2 separate regions of the Homo sapiens genome follow, and region 2 is linked to region 1. Evidence: read pairs that join two places in POLR2A ChIA-PET (ENCODE). Cell type or tissue: A673. All regions are shown on one strand. Each heading gives the region's core, and the rest is flanking DNA. Links, peaks and the distances in the headings are about the cores only. Region 1 overlaps MLLT11 (MLLT11 transcription factor 7 cofactor). Region 2 has its middle 2.8 kb from the start of CERS2.

The links. ChIA-PET counts read pairs that join two places held together with the same protein. Peaks named below come from ENCODE experiments on the same cell type or tissue, not always from the same donor. Only the 100,000 strongest peaks of a DNase experiment are listed, where the experiment ranks them.
Region 2: POLR2A ChIA-PET joins it to region 1 with 5 read pairs; 13 of 35 experiments call an interaction of 5 or more read pairs at or near these places.

The regions. Positions count from the first base shown.
Region 1 is chr1:151,065,666-151,068,467 of GRCh38, reverse strand. It overlaps MLLT11 (MLLT11 transcription factor 7 cofactor), which reads right to left. Exons shown (of 2, transcript NM_006818.4): 2 at 1-1,249. The coding sequence starts at 1,243. The coding sequence ends at 971. Among named protein-coding and RNA genes, the nearest start is that of GABPB2, 3.7 kb to the left of the region's middle. In A673, for the core only: no CTCF peak of the experiment used is centred there; no DNase peak of the experiment used is centred there; H3K27ac peaks cover 1,309 bases.
Region 2 is chr1:150,976,265-150,979,066 of GRCh38, reverse strand. It overlaps a transcript of ANXA9 not described here. Among named protein-coding and RNA genes, the nearest start is that of CERS2, 2.8 kb to the right of the region's middle. RefSeq lists enhancers at 1,077-1,578, 1,579-2,082 and a cis regulatory region at 1,309-2,222. In A673, for the core only: no CTCF peak of the experiment used is centred there; a DNase peak (open chromatin) is centred at 1,576; H3K27ac peaks cover 1,160 bases.

The DNA.
Region 1 (2,802 bases), core at 2-2,501:
CGAGTAAATGGTAGCACAAATCACCATCAATATTTTTGGAAGGATTGGGGACAAGATGTCGAGTCAGAATATAATTGTTCATTTCAGGGTCTCAATGTAGCTGAAGAACTGTGCCCACTGATCAGTATTACGTATTGCAAATGCAGGAGGTAAGGCTAAAATAGGACTTATGCCGTTCAGAAGATTGAATTGAAACCTTAAAAACTATCATAATAGTAGGAATGCATGTTAAGATTTGATAACTTTCTTTAGCTAGAGTTTTCAACCCACAGTTAGGAGCAAAGTTGTAAAGTGAGTAGGTGTGAAGAAGGGACACTCTTTTGAGAAAAGAAATTAGCTACTTCTAAAATGATTCAATTATTTTCCCTATTTTCATTTTCCATAATATTTCCTCCTGTTTTATACCTCTAACTACCCTCCTGATTTCTCTGAGGAAAAAAAAGAATATAAGAGCAGGATCAAAAAAAAGCAAGAGACTTATCACTTTAGCCTTTTAGAAATACTGTTTCGTAGCAGATAACCTCAAATTAAAACTTCCGAGGTTTTCATCACCCCTTGAAGAAATATTTGTGTTTACTGCCCTGGAGCAGGAAATTAGGAAGGTTTAAGGAATCTCTGAAGCTGATTATAATAGAGTCAAAAATCAGTCTTCCATTTTGCACTACTATACTACTCTCAGGTGTCCCCAGTCAGGCCTAGTTTCTGGAGTTAATATTTGGGGGGGAAAGGAGGAATCCCTGTGACCCAGTACTCCATTGCTTGAACCATTTACTTTGTGACTTGAGGGCTTTTGAGAGAAATGGAGTAGACAGATAGATAAATAAATACATAGAACTCAACTCTGGCAGATTCATCAGCACCACCAACACAGTAGGGAGAGAACAAGATTAAAATGGGAAAGGAGTGGAAAGGAAGGGGCTTGAGAGGGAAGACAATGAGGGCAAGGTGATGGGAGAGAGAAGTCTTGGCCTTAGAGCAAGTCCAGTTCGAAGGAGTGGATGCTGGCAATGGGAGCTCTCCAGAAGTTGAAGGTGCTGTACTCAAGGAGGCCATCACCTTCAGGGTTTTTCTCCTGGTCTGCTGCAGTTGCTTGCCCGATCATTTTGCCAACGCTGCTGTCTTTGACCTTGTAGGTGGCTGTATCTGACAGACCCAGGCCTTCCAGCTCCGACAGATCCAGTTCTGGGATGGGCATCCTCCAGAAAAGAAAGGAACTGTACTGGCTACTCACAGGGTCCCTCATAGCTTCCTAGAAAGAAACCACTTGTCAGTCTTCATGCTACAGCAACTTCTTTGTGGCCCATGGCCTTTCCTTGCTTAGATACTCCACATACTGGTAAAAAGGAATTTCTTTTTTTTTTTTTTTTCTATTAAAGAAAGAAAATTGTATATCCTCCAATCCCACCAGTAAAAAGGAATTTGGGGAGGAAAAAAAAGAAACTCACCATCCCCAATTGCCTCTGGAGAGAATCCAAGTTCCCTTGGACAAGCTTCAGAAACCCTTTATTATGAATTTCTACTTTTTTTTTTTTTTTCTCTCAATGAGACGGAGTCTTGCTCTGTCGCCCAGGCTGGAGTGCAGTGGCACGATCTTGGCTCACTGCAAGCTCCACCTCCTGGGCTCACACCATTCTCCTGCCTCAGCCTCCCGAGTATCTGGGACTACAGGTGCCCACCACCACGCCCGGCCAATGTTTTGTATTTTTTAGTAGAGACGGGGTTTCACCATGTTAGCCAGGATGGTCTCGATCTCCTGACCTCGTGATCTGCCTGCTTCGGCCTCCCAAAGTGCTGGGATTACAGGTGTGAGCCACCGCGCCCGGCCGAATTTCTACTATTTTCTAAACTTCCCATCTTGGAATGACTTATTTACCATCTATTGCATCAAATTGATCTTGGGTCTGATTTTCAAGGCCTTCCAAAATCTAGCCCATTCTTCCCAGCAGTGGTATATCCTCTGTTACAGTTATGCTCATTCCTGTCTTGCTTAACTCTCTCCATTCTCCACCTTAAAATACTTTCCGCATTTCAGCCAGGTGTGGTGGCTCATGCCTGTGATCTCAGAAGTTTGGGAGGCAGAGTGGGTGGATCACTTGAGGCCAGGAGTTTGAGACCAGCCTGTCCAACATGGGGAAACCCTGCCTCTACTAAAAATACAAAATGTTAGCCAGGCATGGTGGTTTGTGCCTGTGGTCCCAGCTACTAGGGAGGCTGAGGCACGAGAATTGCTGGAATCCAGCAGGGTGAGGTTGCAGTGAGCCTTCCAACCTGGGCAACAGAGCAAGATTCTGTCTTAAAAAAAAGACTTTCCACATTTCAGGACTCCATTCAAGAGCTCAGTGGCTCACACCTGTATTCCCAGCACTTTGGGAGGCTAAGGCAGGCGGATGACTTGAGACTAGGAGTTCCAGACCTGCCTGGGCAACATGGCAAAACTCCGTCTACAAAAAATACAAAAAATTAGCTGGGCCTGGTGGTGCACGCCTGTAGTCCCAGCTACTTGGGAGGCTGAGTGGGAGAATCACTTGAGCCTAGGAAGCAGAGGTTCCAGTGGGCTGAGATTGTGCCGCTGCACTCCAGCCTGGGGAATAGAGTGAGACCCTGTCTCAAAAAACAAAAAGACAAAACAAAACAAACAAAAAACTCCAAGTCTATAGAGGAACCCCCGTTCCCCTAGCCCAAACTCCTATTATACTTAAAAATACTTGACTTCCTCCTGACTTTGGTTTAATAGCTCATGGTATGTGTGAAAAGACCTTCCGTGACTTTTCTGCTTTCTATTTTCCTTCTTGCCTTCTAAAT
Region 2 (2,802 bases), core at 119-2,618, 90 kb after region 1:
TGTACTGATCACCTTCCTTCCCCATGTTGTACATTTTAGAATTGCAGAGTTGGAGGAAATCTTAGAGAGGATCTAATCTACCACCTTTTCTTTTCTTTTTTTTGAGACAGAGTCTCACTCTGTTGCCCAGGTTAGAGTGCAATGGCGCGATCTCGGCTCATTGCAACCTCCGACTCCCTGGTTCAAGCAATTCTCCTGCCTCAACCTCCTGAGTAGCTGGGATTACAGGCATGCACCACCATGCCCAGCTAATTTTTGTATTTTTAGTAGAGACAGTGTTTCACCATGTTGGCCAGGCTGGTCTTGAACTCCTGACCTTGTGATCCGCCCACCTCGGCCTCCCAAAGTGTTGGGATTACAGGCATGAGCCACTGCGCCCAGCCTCTAATCTACTACCTTTTCATTACTGACTCAAGGAGTCTGAGTGACTTCCCGAGGCCATGGAGTTGGAACTAGCATCCATGTTTCTCAGCTGCCTCTCAGTGTTTTCTTCATCCCTCAATGCAGGCGAGGCAGATTTGGGCTCCCTCTCAGTGGAATACAGGGGAAAGGCAGCCACATACACCGCCTCCACTGTTCATGCATGTCCACCTCTTCAGCCTCCAAGTCCCACATTGCTTTTATTTATTTATTTATTGAGACCGAGTCTTACTCTGTCACCCAGGCTGGAGTGCAGTGGTGTGATCTCAGCTCACTGTAACCTCTGCCTCCCAGGTTCAAGTGATTCTCCTTCCTCAGCCTCCCGAGTAGCTGGGATTACAGGGCCCACCACCACACCCAGCTAATTTTTGTATTTTTAGTAGAGACAGGGTTTCACCATGTTGGCCAGGCTGGTCCCAAACTCTTGACCTCAGGTTATCCGCCCACCTCGGCCTCCCAAAGTGCTGGAATTATAGGCATGAATCACTGCACCCAGCCTTTTATTTATTTTTGAGATGGAGTCTCACTCTGTTGCCAGGCTGGAGGGCAGTGGCATGATCTCGGCTCACTGCAACCTCACCCTCCTAGGTTCAAGCAATTCTCCTGCCTCAGCCTCCAAAGTAGCTGGAACTACAGGCATGTGCCACCATGCCTAGCTAACTTTTGTATTTTTAGTAGAGATGAGGTTTCACCATGTTGGGCAGGCTGGTCTTGAACTCCTGACCGCAGGTGATCCACCCACCTCGGCCTCCCAAAGTGTTGGGATTACAGGCATAAGCCACCACGCCTGGTCCCTACATTGCTTTTCTGCAAATACTTTCCATTGCCTGATTTCAGAATACATAGAAACTCCTCTTGGCTATTTTACCTCTCTGTTAGGAAATGTTTCCTCCCCGATACTCCTGGCCCCTGAATCTCCATTAGGTACTAGCTAGGCTCTGCTTCTTACCCAAATAGGCTTCAGTGTTAACAGTTCCACCTGACCTGAAAAAACCTACCTTCCACATTTGGGCTCCCTGTATGCTTGCCCATCCACAAAGCCTGCCCAGATATCTAAACTCGGGGCTGAAGGCCTGGAGATGGCCTGTCCTCTCCTTGGGACAGTTCAGCAGCCCATACAGAGGAAGTGAGTCACTGCAAGGCAGGCAGCACTTGGGGCACTGTGGGCGTGGCCATGCCAGCCTGCGTGTTGGGGGATGGGTTGGAAGGGTGGTGATCACAGTCTCCGGTCCAGCCAAGGCAAGCGGTGTGTATGCTCCCCAAGCGTGCTGACAAAGCTGGTCGCATCATCCCGGTGCTGGCTGAGGCCCAGTTTCCCCTTCTCCATCCACCTTCTCTTTTGTCTCCTGGGGGAGGAATATACCCTCTTATCTTTATTTCTCAGGCCCTGGTTATCCAACTTCTGCCCCAGAACTTCCCCTCCCCACTGCTATCTTAAAAAAAAGAAAAAAAAGTTAACCAGTCTTCAGTTCTCCTGAGGAAGCATTTGAAAAGTCTGGTAGGGACTACAGGAAAGCCTGGCACTTAGGAAAACCACAAGAAAGGGATTCAGAACTAAAAGAAGGAAGATGAATAGGACGGAGGTGTGGAGAGTGTTAGAGACCCGAAGGTGAGCTGCGGCCCAAAGAGCCCTGGAACTATGCTGGAAAAAAGGTGTGTAGGTGTGTAGCAGATAAGGACTCTGGGGAGAGCACTGAAGAAAGGAAGAGGGAACTTTGGAATTAGAAGGCTGAAGGAGGAGAGTTCCAAGGGGGTAGAAAGAGACAATTGGGATGCAAGGTGGCTCATGCTTGTAATCCCAGCACTTTGAAAGGCCAAGGCGGGTGGATGGTTTGAGCTCAGGAGTTCACGACCAGCGTGAGCGACATGGTGAAATCTCAAAAATACAAAAATTAGCCGGGCATGGTGGCGTCGCCTGTGGTCCCTGCTACTTGGGAGGCTGAGGTGGAGGATAGCTTGAGCCTGGAAGGTCGAGGCTGCAGTGACAGAGTGAGACCTCCTCTCCAAAGGAAAAAAAAAAAAAAGAAAGGAAAGAAAGATACAATGGAAGATATGCTAATAAGGGAGGGAGGAGAAAAACACAGCTGGAGGGGTTGCTGGAAACTGGGAGATCAGGCAGGCCTGGGGCTTAGAAAAGCCTAGAGAAACCCTGGGAGCTGGTTAGGGGCCACCACTCTCATCTTTCCCATGGTGTGTCAGGGCTGCGGGTCCCCCTGAAAAGAGAGGCAGAACAAACAGTTGGGTCGGACAGCCTCTACCTCCTTACCCTCCAGAAAGGGCCTGAGATGAGGGATGGGCCCTCCAACTGGATTAGTGGGGGTTGCACTCCTTCCTACGAGTACTTGACCAGATAAACGGGGAAACAAGCTACTGTCAGAGGCT